Linked DNA regions of Mus musculus: region 2 is linked to region 1. The links are chromatin contacts, found by Hi-C or POLR2A ChIA-PET in ENCODE. All regions are on one chromosome and are shown on one strand. The core of a region is the stretch at or near the end of the contact, and the rest is flanking DNA. Distances in the headings are between cores, read along the strand shown. Region 1 overlaps Ctdsp1 (CTD (carboxy-terminal domain, RNA polymerase II, polypeptide A) small phosphatase 1). Region 2 overlaps Vil1 (villin 1).

What was found. Hi-C counts contacts between places; a loop is a spot of excess contacts on that map. ChIA-PET counts read pairs that join two places held with the same protein, here RNA polymerase II (POLR2A).
Region 2: a loop to region 1 is called in a map of left cerebral cortex, with 2.7 times the contacts of the local background. The contact joins two enhancer-like sites. A Hi-C loop is called at or near these places in 8 of 37 maps with a recorded cell type or tissue (CH12.LX, CH12F3, Patski and 5 more). POLR2A ChIA-PET finds 5 or more read pairs at or near these places in 3 of 5 experiments (Patski and embryonic stem cell).

Annotation. Positions count from the first base shown.
Region 1 is chr1:74,392,531-74,400,104 of GRCm38, forward strand. Ctdsp1 (CTD (carboxy-terminal domain, RNA polymerase II, polypeptide A) small phosphatase 1) reads left to right here. Exons shown (of 7, transcript NM_153088.2): 2 at 748-896; 3 at 1,267-1,371; 4 at 1,489-1,545; 5 at 2,110-2,202; 6 at 2,307-2,492; 7 at 2,926-4,755. The coding sequence ends at 3,054. It overlaps Mir26b (microRNA 26b), which reads left to right and starts at 1,780; the gene lies at 1,780-1,864. Within about 2 kb of position 4,947, at least 3 of the 3 ENCODE cell types and tissues checked have a DNase peak (open chromatin) inside an H3K27ac peak, as active enhancers do; they include left cerebral cortex, where a contact is called at or near this core.
Region 2 is chr1:74,428,883-74,436,456 of GRCm38, forward strand. It overlaps Vil1 (villin 1), which reads left to right. Exons shown (of 20, transcript NM_009509.2): 18 at 1,735-1,803; 19 at 3,409-3,549; 20 at 5,996-6,678. The coding sequence ends at 6,109. Usp37 (ubiquitin specific peptidase 37) reads right to left here. Exons shown (of 24, transcript NM_001310662.1): 24 at 6,628-7,574. Among named protein-coding and RNA genes, the nearest start is that of Vil1, 23 kb to the left of the region's middle. Within about 2 kb of position 4,507, at least 1 of the 3 ENCODE cell types and tissues checked has a DNase peak (open chromatin) inside an H3K27ac peak, as active enhancers do; it is left cerebral cortex, where a contact is called at or near this core.

The DNA of each region.
Region 1 (7,574 bases), core at 3,697-6,196:
GGCCTGTGCACGCTTGCACCCACCCTGTAAGGGGTGCTGCCCGCCTATGCGGAGCCCCTAAGGCTCGCAAGAGTGGGGCTCACCCCTCCCTCCCCTGTGTGAATTTCAAGATTGGGAAGTCACTCCGGGTTTGTCCACTGTCCAGTTCCTCGCTCTTTGGGGGTTGGGGGGGGGGTGGCCTGGAGGCAGAAAGGATTAGAGAAGAGGCTTGGTGGGGGTAGGTCTGTCAATTTAGACAGGCCGCTGCAAAGAGACGGGGCGGGGTGAAGGAGGTGGGGCCGGTGGGGCTGACAGCCCTGGGACACTGGCCTCTGGGCCCAGGCTCAATGGGGACTTTGGACTCACTGGGTAGACAGAATGGAGGGAGAGTGGGAGTGGACGACAGGGCCCTGAGCCCTGAAGGTCCAGAGCAGGGGATGCTCAGGTAACGTCCACCTGTGGGGTCAGATGATTGAGAACCAACCGTGAGAAAAATCGGTCCCCTCCTTAAGCCATCTACTTCTTAAAGTGGCTGCCTTCCTAAAAAGCCACACCAGATTTCCTTAAGACGCTGAGCTGCAGGGGCCCTGAAGTGGCCCGTGGTGGGGCTCATGGAAGCGGGGTTCTCTGGAGGACAGCCAGCCAGAGCCACCCCCATGTGTCTCCTGATGGAGGGAGAATGCTCACATTCTCTGTGCTCAGGGATTTGAGACTGGAGTGCATGCAGCCCCTGCAGGCCAGTGTGCCCACATTCACGTCTTGCTTCAGGTGACCAGAAGTCAGCAGTTTCCCAGAAGCCCCGGAGTCGGGGCATCCTCCACTCCCTCTTCTGCTGTGTCTGCCGGGATGATGGGGAGCCCCTACCTGCCCACAGTGGGGCTCCCCTGCTGGTGGAGGAAAATGGCGCCATCCCTAAGGTTTGTGGCAATTTGGATGCACCGAGACCTAGCCGGAAGTAGACTTGGCAGATACAGATAGGGGTATAGGCCCGAACTTCACTGATACACGTGCAGATCCTAAAATGTGCAGAGGGAGGGCGCTTGCCTGCTAGGTCCCCCCCCCCCTTTCCAGCCCCACTGCAGCCTCCCAACCCACAGTTATGCCTTCCTTGCTGGTGGGAACTTTATGAGGTGAGGAAAAAGGATCCATATATCTTACCCCTGGCTCACAGTTTGCAAGACTCCAAGCTGGGGAGGGGGTAGAAGGTCTGGTCGGGTCCTCAGATAGAGAAATTTGGGGAGGGAAGCCCCTGTAAGAGGTGCCCTTCCAGCCCAGCCCTCCCCACAGCACACCCCAGTCCAGTACCTGCTTCCCGAGGCCAAGGCCCAGGACTCAGACAAGATCTGCGTCGTCATCGACCTGGACGAGACCCTGGTGCACAGCTCCTTCAAGGTGGGCCCTGCCTGGCACCTCTCAGCCTCTAGTCTCTTGACAGGGGGAGGTCTCTGCTGGATTTCCACCCTTGGGATTCCCTCCCCGCCAGCTCCAGCCATTATTCTTTCCTTACAGCCAGTGAACAATGCGGACTTCATCATCCCGGTGGAGATAGATGGAGTGGTCCACCAGGTGAGGGTCAGAGGGAGGTGGGGAGCTTGGTGTCTGCACTACACCCAGGTTCCTCCCACCCTTCTTGAGCGAGTCCCCCATGGAACTTTAATAGATGGGGCGTGTCCAAAGCTCAGAAAGAGTGAGAACCCAAGACTACCTGGTACTCCAGAGATGGAGCCAGACTCCCAGACCTGCACACTGGGCTCCTTCTGGTCCTGTCTTGTGCAGCCCTCTTTCCCCTCTTACCCCTACTGCCCGGGACCCAGTTCAAGTAATTCAGGATAGGTTGTGGTGCTGACCAGCCTGTTCTCCATTACTTGGCTCGGGGGCCGGTGCCCTGCAGCCTTGGGGTGAGAGGGCTAACCTGGACTCCTGCATTTGGATAAAACCAGTGTGGGAAGGGGAGTGGCTCCCACTAGGTGAGGTGGGACCACGGGAATCCTATTCTTATCTCTTTAGGAATGGGGTATGGTTGGGGCAGCCTCTCTAGACTGCCCTTCCTCCTCCACTGTTCCTGTCCCCCTTTTGTGGATCACCCCTAAGCCTGTTGGCCAGCAGCTCCCTCACTGGCTCGTTCCCCAGGTCTATGTGCTGAAGCGGCCCCACGTAGATGAGTTCCTACAGCGAATGGGCGAGCTCTTTGAATGTGTGCTGTTCACTGCCAGCCTTGCCAAGGTGAGCCATTGCCTGGGGTCTGGGTCACCCATATCCTCCCTCCCACGTTGAACATGCAGCCCTGGACATTACTCATTCTGAGGTGACTTAACCGCCTACCCTAGTACGCAGACCCTGTAGCTGATCTGCTGGACAAGTGGGGAGCCTTCCGTGCCAGGCTGTTTCGAGAGTCGTGTGTCTTCCACCGGGGGAACTACGTAAAGGACCTGAGCAGGCTGGGCCGAGACCTGCGGCGAGTGCTCATTCTAGACAACTCACCCGCCTCCTATGTCTTCCATCCAGACAATGCCGTGAGTACACGGGACCCAGTGGCTGAGACACGGGACCAGGGCATATGTGGAGGGACCTCCCCAGCCCTGTGTGTGGCGGTAGTGGGGACTGGTAATGTCCTATTACCTGTATCTGCTCACATATCCCACTCGGCCTATGTATGGAGGGTCCTCACCTCTGGCTGGGGTCCCCATCTGACAGTCTTCAAAGCTGCCAGTCACGGCCTGTAATGGGATGGAATGAAGGTAGTGAGTCCCAGTTAGGATCCTGCTGAACGAAACAGTAAGCTTAAGTATATTTGTGGACATTTTGCACACTGGTATCTACAAATGAATTTCACTGTCAGCTGCCAGAAACAAAACAAAAACCAAACAAGTATGTGCCTTGTGGGCAGGAATTGGGCTGGACAGGGGACACCCCGGGACACCGGCGCTCCTCATGTCGTCTCTCCAGGTACCAGTGGCCTCGTGGTTTGACAACATGAGTGACACTGAGCTACACGATCTCTTACCCTTCTTTGAGCAACTCAGCCGCGTGGACGACGTATACTCAGTGCTCAGACAGCCTAGGCCCGGGAGCTAGTGAGGTGTCCTGGGGCCAGGACCTGCCTCTCATCAAGGCCCAAGCCTCTCCCCAGCAGACTGTGGGCGCCTGCCTTTGCTGTTAACACCCCCGGCTGTGTCATGGTCACGGCCCTGGGGAAGAGGTGTCTCCCCTGCCATGTTGCATGGAGGACAGTGAGCCCTTGGGCCCCTGTGTCAGTGCCTTCAAACTTCTTCCCCTCTTCTCAGGGGACCTGGGGGGCCCTGCCTGCTGCTCCCCACTTCTGTCTTATCCACGCTGCCATGTTTCTCTGTTGCCAAATTGGGCCTTTTCGCCCCAGTTCTGCTCTGGGGGTAGGGACAGGGTTTTTGCTGCCCCGTGCCTTGGATTCCCCACCCACCCACCCACCCCCGTCTGAGAACAGTGGACACCCAAGTGCCTTTCATAGAACCCTCTTTACTGGTCAGCTTTTCCCAGATCTAGGCTGACCTGAGAGGAACCAATTTCTCCCCTTTCCCTCCTCCCTCCTGGGATGACGGTGCCCCACCAGTTTGTACGTGGGCAGGAGAGGAAGAAAGTCTATTATAATACACTTGTAAAAGAGCTGGGGACCTTCCTCGGGAGGAACGCTCCCTGTCCAGCTTGTCCAAGGCTGAAGGCTGCTCCATATCTCACTTAAGCCCCAAGTCTCCCCAAAGCCCTGGGGCTCGGCAGGATGCCCCCGTGGTGCCATATAAATATGTATATGTGTATATAGATTTTGAAGGGAAGGAGAAAGGAAAGGGTGAGAACAAGACACTCTTCCTTAACCCTTCCCTGGGCCCAGAAATTGGGGGAGGGAGGGAAAGGATTTTTACATTTTTAAAACTACTATTTTTCTGAATGGAACAAGCTGGGCTGAGGGGTCAGGTCGGGTCTTCTGTCTGTCCCAACCCTTTTTACTCTTCATTCAAAAGACATTTATTGAGTACCTTCAGTGCCCAGCAGTGAGCTAGTCCCACCAGCTTAGTGGGAGGGGGTTGTCTCTGCTTCATTTTTAGGTGCCTCTAAACCCCAGATGTCACGTGCCTTCAGAGTATCAACAGGGGGTGGAACCTTCTTGTGGGGTTAGGGAGTCTCCAAACCTTAACCAAGCTGGCTCCTCCTGTGCCAACTCCTCCTTCCCTGTTCCGTGCAGCCTCCTCCATGGCCCCCCGCTGGCTGGGGGCAGCTCCTGGGTTTCTGCCTTCTGTTTTTAAAGCCCCTCCCCATACCTGCAGAGTCTGCAGTTCAAGCCCTTAGGCTCTCTCCCCAGATTATGAGGGTTAAGTGAACCCACAAACAAGTGCCAAGGGGGTTGGTGAAGGGAGAGAAGATGGCCGGAATCAGATGACCTTCCCAATTAAGTGCCTTCTCTGTGACCTGAGCACCTCAGAGTGATAACTAAAGAGAAAGCTAGACCCCCTCCTATTCCGCCTCTGTGGTTTTTGGGGAAGGGACCTGAAGTGCGAGAATGTCTCACATCTGTGACTGCAGTTTTGACTATTTTTCATAACCCTGCTGGACAGGAGGAAGTTAGCCAAGAGGGACTGCCTGGGCACTCGATCTGAGTTCGATTGCTAGAGCCCACGTGATGGAAAGAGAAAACGAACTCCCACAAGTTGTCCTCTGACCTCCTCACATGCACCATGGCACGAGCTCTACCCACCCCCCACCCCCAGATACACGCACTCTAAACAAATAAAAAATACACAAAAAGCACGGTGCCCCCACCTCTGGAATGCGGGGCGGGGCGGGGCGGGAGACGGAAGGCTGGGCAGATTAAGGCGGCCCTCGGCCGACAGCCTTCCGGGCAATGGGGCCAGCAAGGAGGAGACTGGGTGGGGCGGGCGCCAAGAGGCCTCCTGCCCGCATTTGCCCTGGCCACGCCTCGCGGCCTCTGGCCAGCGTTAGCCACGCCCCTTCGGCCAAATTCGTCTTCCGTGAACCCCGCCTGGGCGGGGCAGGAAGTGCGGGGCCAAGCTGTTGCTTGCCGCTAGGGGCCTCCCTGCCCTTGTGGACCAACACTGGGCTCCGAAGCTTGGCGCTCCCAGGGAGCTGATACCGTCCACCTTCCTCTGAAAGCGTGGAGCTTCAGACATCGTCCACACACAGTGGAGAAGGGGTGGTGTACACCTCCCAAATACTGGTCCCTATCCTCTAACTCAACCTCCTCAGGCCATCCCTTCCTTATCATCACCAAGAATTTAGCCCCGAGCTTCCTTTTGCTCCGCGCGCACGCGCGCGTGTGTGTGTGTGTGTGTGTGTGTGTGTGTGGTAAGGGGGTCCCGAAATAAATGTGAAACCGCCCCCTTTCGCATCTGCCTACCCCATTCCAGGAAACTCCCACCTGAAAAGAAGCCTATCCTGGAATCAGCTCTGGTCTGGAGCTGCATGGACCGGGAGAGCCTTTGGCAAGATTTATACCCTGTCCCTGGCCTTTGCCCGCCCTCAGCCAGGATCAGGCTTGGTTTCCTGCTCTGTATGCAAACGGTGGTCGCCTCAAATTTGCATCCCGGAGACCAGACAAGCAGAGCACCAGCTTTCCTTGAGACTCAAACTCTCCGATCTCACACCCTCTGCCCACGCATAATAAACTCAACCACATGTGTGGGCACTTGCTTGTCAGCACCAGCCAGTGTCAGGCAGTGCTTCTGCTCTCAAGGAACTCTTCTCAACATTACCGCAAGCAGCTCTAGTTCCCGGAGCTGGAGAGATGGCTCAGCAATTAAGAGCACTGACTGCTCTTTCAGAGGATCCCGGCTCAATTTCAAGCACCCAAATGGTAGAAGAAACTCTAGTCCCAAGAGATCCTATGCCCTCTTCTGGCCTCCGAGGGCACTGCAGGTGTGTGGTTCATAGCCATACATGCAGATAAAACACATATTAAAAAGGGGGGGTCGAGGGTAAAGAAGAAAAATGTCATTAATTCTAGAGTGATGGAGAGATGGTTCGTAACTTTTGGGGTTTTTTTGTTTTTTGGTTTTTTTTTTCCCGAGACAGTGTTTCTCTGTATAACCCTGGCTGTCCTGGAACTCACTTTGTAGACCAGGCTGGCCTCGAACTCAGAAATCCGCCTGTCTCAGCCTCCCGAGTGTTGGGATTAAAGGCATGTGCCACCACGCCCGGCGATACTTTGTAACTTTTAAATATGAGTATTCTTTCTCTAGGATCAGCTGCCACTACTGAACGTCGTTAATGTTTCTTTGGTGTTAGTTACTCCAGAGAGGCCTCTGAGGGTAAGTCCCTCTGGGGCCCATTGGGAGTATTTCTGGAATTAAAGCATGATTAATTAATTAAAAGAAAGTCAGAAAAAGAGAAAAAGGAAGTTAGGCATAGCGAGTGCAGGTGTGCATGCAACCTGAAATTTAAGGAAAGAGGTAAGATAAGTTTCTGGAGCCTTTGATAATTGTCAGAATCCCTTTCAGAAGCGGCTAGGTTCAGCACACTAGTAGAACACTTGCCTCGCGTGCCTGAAGCCTGGAATGTTATCCCCAGTACTGAAAAAGAAAAATCTGATGGTAAATCAGAAAGATTCATAACTTACTGTTTCTGTGGTCCATATCCTCAGCCATGAGGTAGCTAGTGTTATCCACCTGTTGACTGACGTCTCTCGACCCTCCAGGCCCCCTTGATAGTTGGCTTTTGTTTTCTTGCTTTGTGTTTGAATTCTGGGAATTGAACTATGGACCTCATAGATGCCAGGCAAGTGTTTTACCACTGAGAGCTGTACAGCAGCCGCAGCCGAGTCACTAAGACAATGAGGAGTACTGAGTACTGAAGTTTCAGTACTTAGGGTAAGTGTGAAGGATGAGTAAACTTGGGGAGAGCTGCTGTAGCCGACGACTCTGTCACCAGAAAGTGAATAAATGAGAAAGAGACGTGTCTTTTGAGACAGCATCTTGTGAGGTCCAAGAGATCCTCCTGCCTCACCTTCCAAGTGCTCATGTCAGCTTATGTCACTGGGGTCAGAATGTAGAGACTTTTCTTAACAGAGTGAAGTACTCTTTAGTTCAGTCAAGACTGTAACAATAAACAGGATAAACAAAGGTGCCTGGAGAGATGGCTCAGTGTTTAATAGTGCTTCCTGTTCTGCCAGAGGACCCACGTTTAGTTCCTGCATCAGCAGCTCACAACCACCTCTAACCCCAGTTCCAGAAAAGCAGACAGGTACCCCTCATTAATAAAAACAATGGACCTTACAATGATAACTAATAATTAATCGCGGTTGATAGTGGAGATACACACACCTGTAATTCTAGAACTTAAAAGGCTGAGGCAGGGGGCCGGTGAGATAACTCAGCAGGTAAGAGTACTGACTGCTCTTCTGCAGGTCATGTGTTCAAATCCCAGCAACCACATGGTGGCTCACAACCACCCTTAATGAGACCCGACACCCTTTTCTGGCATATCTGAAAACAGCTACAGTATACTTATATATAATAATAAATAAACCTTTAATATATATATATATATGTGTGTGTGTGAATATATGTATGTATGTATATATATATATATGTATATATGTGTATATATATATA
Region 2 (7,574 bases), core at 3,257-5,756, 36 kb after region 1:
AAAAAACTAACCAAACCAAAAACCAAAAACCAAGAAACCAAAACCCAAAACCCAACCAAACAAAAACAAAGGTGTAGCCTAGTGTCACAGCACTTGCTGAGTATGAACAAAGCCCTGGTACCTCTTTCCCCTCACATACAGAAGCGAGGGGGTAATTCTAGTGCCCTGTTTTTGTGCTATGCAAAGCTGTAGGAAATTGATCAGAATTAAAATTCAAGACTCAGTTCTTTACTGTGCGTAGTTGTGTTCAGCAGCTTAAGGTTTTATCTGTGACAGCACATGCATGTGACGAATGTGTTCAAGGACAGTCCTTTCTTAGGAACGTCTTTAAGGCTACCCTGGAGAGTCCTCAGTACCAGCACACTGCCCCTCTAAAGGACAGATGAACTCTCCCTGGCTCTAAACCCAGCAAAGTGGGTCACCCACGTGCTCCCTACTGGGGGTCAGTGTGTCAGGCCTCCGGGGGCACCCGTTTCCCTGCCTCCAGCTCCCTGCCCCAGGCTTGTGGCTCTGGATGTTTGAAATTGGCAGAGCAGACGAGTTTAGGGCAGAGAACTTAATTTCCTCAAACCTGCTGCTCCCTGTCCCCTTTTCTTTACTCTTGACTCTTGTTGATAGGCTGTTTCGTCCTCAGGATGGATTAAGCAAATCTTCCTCCACCTCTCACCCTGCCGTGTTTGTGTGTGTGTGTGTGTGTGTGTGTGTGTGTGTGTGTGCATACATAGGGAGGCTCAAGGTTCATATCCCTGTGTCTGTTTTGCTCATTCTAGATTTTGACTCCTGAGGGAGGGTTGCTCTCCAATCCCAGAGCTCAGAGGTTCATGTAGTCTAGCTAGTCAGCTTGCCCTGGAATGGGGTCTCTTGTTTCCACTTCCTGAGAGGCTAAGAGGCTGTGGTTACACAAGCTGCTATAGCGAGTGGGCTTTCTGTGAGAGCTGGAGATCTGAACCCCTGTCCTCATGCGTGGGAGGCATGCACCCTTTATCCACCAAGCCTCACAGTCAACCCAGTGCTTAGCAGTCCAGATGTGTGCCGCCCCATCACCTCAAGACTCTGCTTCCTTCTCTACCTCACTCATCCCTTCAGGAAGCACAATTCACTCAGGGAGTTCTGGCGTGTCACCCTGGGTGTTAAGCTCTGGGGCTGTGTATAGAGGAGGCTCCTAAAAGTATCTCTCCCTTCCCTGTCTTCTGCTGGGGATCCCCTTAAGTGTACCCGATCCCCCAAGTTCCCCAGTATGTCAGTAATGCCCATGGCTATTTGCACAGGCCTCACAACGGGTCAGGGAGGCACATACTCTTCTCTATTGCCCTACCCAGCTGAGCAGGAGCAGAACAGTGAGCTTGCCCTGCCTTTTTCTGATGTGAGCTACTTTGGCCTTTCTCTCTCCATCTGATCTCCATCATCATTAGGACCACCTTGCTCACCTGCTCCCCTGAGCTGCCCCCTGCCCACTTCCCCACCAGTCCCAGATCAACCTTTTTCTACTACTCTTTTTTTTTTTTTTGGTTTTTTTCGAGACAGGGTTTCTCTGTGTAGCCCTGGCTGTCCTGGAACTCACTCTGTAGACCAGGCTGGCCTTGTACTCAGAAATCCTCCTGCTTCTGCCTCCCAAGTCCTGGGATTAAAGGCGCGCACCACCACTGCTCAGGTCTTTTTCTACTCTTGAAAGTAAACAGCCATTTACCTCCTCTGCTGAGATGGATTCTGATCTGTTGTGTACTTTATTTGCAGAACACCAAATCCTATGATGACCTTAAGGCAGAGCTGGGAAACTCTGGGGACTGGAGCCAGATTGCTGACGTAAGTACAGTGGCACGGCTGGCTCTGAATGGCCTGAAGGTGGTCCTGTCGGTGGGAGCTGACATGTTAGGAGACATCTGCATCTTATATGCCACCCCAATCTCTTCCCTTTTCTTGTGGAAGTCCTTGCTGTGTAGCATACAATGCCATTTCTTTTTCTTTTTTTGTTTTTTAAAGGCAGGGTTTCTCTGTGTAGCCCTGGCTGTCCTGGAACTCACTCCGTAGACCAAGCTGGCCTCAAACTCAGAAATCCACCTGCCTCTGCCTCCCAAGTGCTGGGATTAAAGGCGTGTGCCACCACTGCCCAGCTGACTCCATTTCATAGTGAAACAGATTTTTTAGCACCCATGAGGCAGCATATTAAAATGCAGATTTTTTTTCTCGGCATAGTGGTGCGTGACTATAATTGCAGAACCGAGGAGGCAGCTGAGGAGGCAGAGGCAGGATGACCAGGTAGAGACACTGAGACTCAAAACAAACAAACAAACAAACAAATCAAAGCTAGAACCAAAGTTAGCAGATGTCAAGGCTCCATTTGAGTTGGCTCTTAGGAACATGCGTGGTTTTGTTTTTTCATTGTGTGTGCTCTTTCGTGTGTGGAGGTCAGAGGCTGATATGGAATGTCTTCCCTGATTGGGCAGGGTATTTTGCAAATCCAGAGCCTTCCATTTCAGCTGGTCTAGTGGCTTGCCTGCCTCTGGGATTCCTGTCTTTGCTTCCGGGGTGTGCTATTACAGGTGGACTCGGCATGTTTTTTTGTGTGACGGGGATCTAAACTTCAGGCCTAACGCTCACACAGCAAGTATCTATCCTTTGAGCCGTCTCCTCAGCTCCAGGTTCTGCATGCTTTAAATGAAAGGCTTAGGTGGGCTGATGAACTTAAGCCATGGCCTGCTTGCCCTGGGGGAAATGGTGCCGTCTCTAAGCACAGTCATGGTGAGGAATAGTCCTCCAGGTAGGATGATTGTGACTCCTTCAGTCTCTCTGCTACTTATTGGAGATATGTTTAGCATGTAGGCTTGGGATATGAGGCTGTGAATTCAAAATTGTCCTTTGAGGTTGTCACAGGCCCGCAGAAGAAAGACAGGGCTAGCTCTTCAGAAATGCAATCAGAACCTGAGAGCAACTTCTCAAGCAGGTGAGGGTAGCCCTCCAATCGCAGCCTGAAAACACTATGGTGCTTAGCCCTTCCAGGTGGACAGTGCAGTATTTAAAAAGAAAAGCTAGTTTGAGGCCGAGTGATGAATTTATAGATGACAGTTTTACAACAGCTATAAGAGAAAGGGTCACAGATGTCTTAGATAAATTAGATGTCACATTCCAGGGGAAGCCATGGCGATGTTAGTCATTGATTAAACAGCCATCTTTTCCCAACTGACTTAGGCCAGTTGCAGGCCACTAGGCTATTAGCTTTTGGGTCCAACCCAGGAGATGGTATTCATTTTACTGTTTGTTCTACAGTGTGTGTTTGTGTGTGTAAGAGGGGAAGGGGAGAACCAGGAGGGCCCTCCTACAGAAGGTACCATAGATCACAGCGCACAGCAGCACAGGATGTTGCCACACCTCAGGGCTGCTGAAGTAACCCATGGTTGTCTTCTTTCCTAGGAGGTTATGAGCCCGAAAGTGGACGTTTTCACTGCCAATACCAGTCTGAGTTCTGGGCCCCTGCCCACCTTCCCCCTGGAGCAGCTGGTAAACAAGTCTGTAGAGGATCTCCCTGAGGGTGTGGACCCCAGCAGGAAGGAGGTGAGTCAGGGACACAAGCAGGACAAGGTCTGGTCCATGTTATTAGAAAACCTAATAACCTCAGACTGTGCCCTGCCCGCAGAGGACTGAGTGCCTGGGAGTCCTTGGTGAACCAAACACCTTCATGGGGGTCCTATATCCCTGGGAGCAGGGCATAGAAGTCCAATCACACTGCTCATTGTGTTGTGGGAGTGTGTGTGGACTCAGATTTATTTAAAATCAGTTGTCAGTAGCTGATTTTTTTAAAAATAGACATTTTATAACCTAGGCTGGCTTCAAACTTAAGAGACCCATCTGCTTCTGCCTCCCAAGTGCTGGGATAAATTTTTCTTTTTTGATTCTTAATTTTTTTAAAAGACATTTATGAGTATTTTGTCTACATGTTTGTATGTGCACCATATCCATGCTGTCTACAGAGGCCAGAAAAAGGCACCAAATCCCCTGTAATGAGTGACAGATGGTGTGAGCCATCATCATGTAGATGCTGGGAACTGCTTGCGTCCTTTCTAAGAGCAGCAACTGCTCTTAACCTCTGAGCCATCCTCCCAGTCCTTGACTTTTTTTTAAAATTTATTTTATATGAATATGAGGGCATCAGATTCAGAGGGTTGTGAGCCACCATGTGGTTGCAGGGAATTGAACTCAGGACCTCTGGAAGAGCAGTCAGTGCTCTTAACCACTGAGCCATTTCTCCAGCCTGACTTATTTATTATTATTTTAAATCATGGATATATTATAAGCATAATGTGAGAAAGCTTGAGTTTAGTGCCAAATGGGGAGAGGAAGATTTCAGACATTTTTGGCTCCCTCAAACTCTAAAGGTGAGCTATTATTAACAAGAGTGGAATGACGGCTCTTGATGGCGGCGGCGGCAGCAGGAGGGTATGGCAGTGCTGATGAATCAGCCTCTGGGAGGTAGATATGAGCATGGGCAGGGCTGGTAATCAGCTGGCAGGCCTGCAGAGCCCAAGAGCAGGGCCGTGAAAGATACAAGCTCACTGGGATGGGTAGTCTCTGCCTTCTAGCTGGGGTCAGAGTCCAGCAGTCTGGACACAGTTGAGAGGTCAGCCTTACTGGGCCCAGGGGATGGCAGTGGGGGTGACGACAGGTATGGGTACCATGGATCCATGTACAGAGCTTAGTCTGTCATTGGAGCTATAATTGTGACAAATATAGGGTTCCAGTAACAGACGTGGTACCCAGTTCCAACCCACTGATATCCTTATTTACGGCATTTCCAAACTGCCCTCCCAGGAGACTTGAGGAGAAAAGGCCCATGCCTGGGAGGCAAGTCTAATGACAGGGTAGGGAACTGAAATGTCATACCCACCTGAGCTTGAAACCCATCTAACAGTGTAGCTTAAGAAGCTGCTCAATAGCCGGGCAGTGGTGCCGCACGCCTTTAATCTCAGCACTTGGAAGGCAGAGGCAGGCGGGATTTCTGAGTTCGAGGCCAGCCTGGTCTACAGAGTGAGTTCCAGGACAGCCAGGGCTACACAGAGAAACCCTGTCTCGAAAAACAAAACAAAAAACCAAAACCAAACCAAACCAAAAAAACAACAAAAAAAGAAGCTGCACAATGTAGCCGCTCTAGGAGCAGAGAAATGTCCCCTGGGGCAACTCCACTTCAGAACAGCCTGATTTAAACTGGGCTTTGCACATAGTAGGCAGGCAGGTGCTGGTGCACTGAGCTCTCCTACCTGTATCTTCCAAGTTCTGAGTTACAGGAGTGCGCCACCAAGCCATTTTCTCCAGCCTTTGAAATCTTATTATTTATGGGTATTTTGCTTGAATATGTGTACCATGCCCATGAAGTACTCCTGGAGGCCAGAAAAACCAAAAAATAAAACCCCCCAACAAACAAAAATCAACAAAAAGAAACATCCCTGAGCTGTGTGGTAGTGTACACCTTTAATCTCAAGTACTCAGAAGGCAGATGCAAATTCATCTCTAAGAGTTCAAGGCTAGCCTGGTCTACGAAATGAATTCTGGGCAAGCCAAGGCTACACAAAGATAGCCTGTTTTAGAAACAGTTCCCATTTTGGGCTAAGAATATAGCTTGAGTTTGAACTGTGCAGCATAAAAACTGCCTGGAGGAACATGCCTGTGATGTTAGCAAGTGGGAGGTAGTAACAAGAGGTTCAAGAGTTCAAGTTCCAGCCTGGGTCCCGGGAAAACCTAAACTCCTACTTCCTAAGAGTAGGAGCCTGGAAATAACAGAAGTTCCTTAAACAAGCCAAGATCTGAGATTTGACTTCAAGCCTAACGTGGCCTGACTGACTACACGGACATTTATTCATGTCACACTTCCTCCTCCTCCCCTTCCCTGGCTCATGACAATGTTGGCTTTTGTTCCTCTTCTGTTTGATCATATGCCACATCTGTATGATTCATCTTGAGCAAACCCAGGGGAAGACTGTGACCTTTGCCCTCTGGTCTCTTCTAGGAGCACCTGTCCACCGAAGACTTCACTAGGGCCTTGGGCATGACTCCAGCTGCCTTCTCTGCCCTGCCTCGATGGAAGCAACAAAACATCAAGAAAGAAAAAGGACTGTTTTGAGAATTGAAGCTCTCTGGCTGTCCAGCAGCCCCTACCCTGCCTTCAAGGGCTTTGTGCCGCCATTACTGGTTTTAGTCCTGTGGCAGATGAAAATGTCCAATTGTACCTGTGAGCCACAGTGTGACAATTCCTTTTGTTTATAATAGTAATTTGCCCATTCCTTCAGACGCATGCCACAGACCCATGGAAATCTTGTAGAGTTTTCTTTTCTTAGATGGACAGCTAAGTACTCCAGGAGACATTAGCGTCTGGGGGTTTCTCTGGCACCGTCACTCACTCAGGATCTTATCCTGATCTTACCCTCCTCACACTCAAAAGGGAGGGCTAAGGCCAAAGCTGGGCTTACAGCTCTAACCCAGAGCCTTTGCAAAGCTCCACAGACTCCTCAAATGACAACACCAGGAACATGGGTTTGCTACGTGAAGTCCAATCAGAAGCCAATAGGTGATTTTCTCTTAAAACTGGTTATCCAGTGTCCCCAGGAACATGTCCCTTTAAACAAATAAATCAAACTAATATGAGGTTAATAAAGGCTTTAATGTCTCTCACACATTAAAACAAAACAAAACAAAAAAACCAAATCTGTATAATTTAAAAAGAAAACAAAACCAGGGAAAACCCTTAAAGGAAAAGAGGAACAGTTCTGCTAAAACACAGATAAAGCGCCGTTCCACACAAACGTCAATAATCAGAACCCAAGTCACTCTGAACACAAAGGAAAAAAAGCCACCTCACAAATAACGTGGCCAAAGCTGCCAGCAAACCTGGGAGTGGCTCAATCAGCAAAGTGCAGGAACCTCACTTGTTCCCTCCCCCAGGCATGAAGAACCTCTACCAAGAGGCCAGGGAGGGCGAGGAGGAAGTGTGAAGAGGAAGGCAGCAAGGGCACAGGTGCACACGCTACAATGGCCTCCCTCTTGCCCTCTCCTATTCTGACTGACTAGTTCAGACAACTGCCCTTTGTTCTTGGTCTGGCTTGATACACCTGGATCTTGACTGTCATCCAGCTTTCTCTCAGGCCTGAGGACTATCTCCTATCTCTAAGTTTTAAGTCTACTGTCATTAAAATGTTTATTCATATGGGAACACCTATAATTAAAACCTCCAGACCTTAGACACGCGGCACTCATGGAAAGTACAGTTTCCTAATTGTGTATAAATGAGACTGCTCAGATCTAGTAACTAAAGCAAGCCACCAAGGAGTCTACTGTGGCGACATACAGAGTACCCCTGTTATAAAACGGCCAACAAACTATAGAGTTTTTCAATAAAATAGTTCTCCAGATGGTAAGACAATATAGACAGAGTTTTAAGTAATGCACTACAAGGGTGTTAGAGGGCAGAAAGCTGTATTTGCAGGGGGATGTTACTATAAAGCAGGCAGAAGAGTGGACAGTTTTATGCAACTTTTATGTGCTGGGCTGAAGTTTCTGAAAGTGTCGGTGTATGTACAAGGTCCACATGA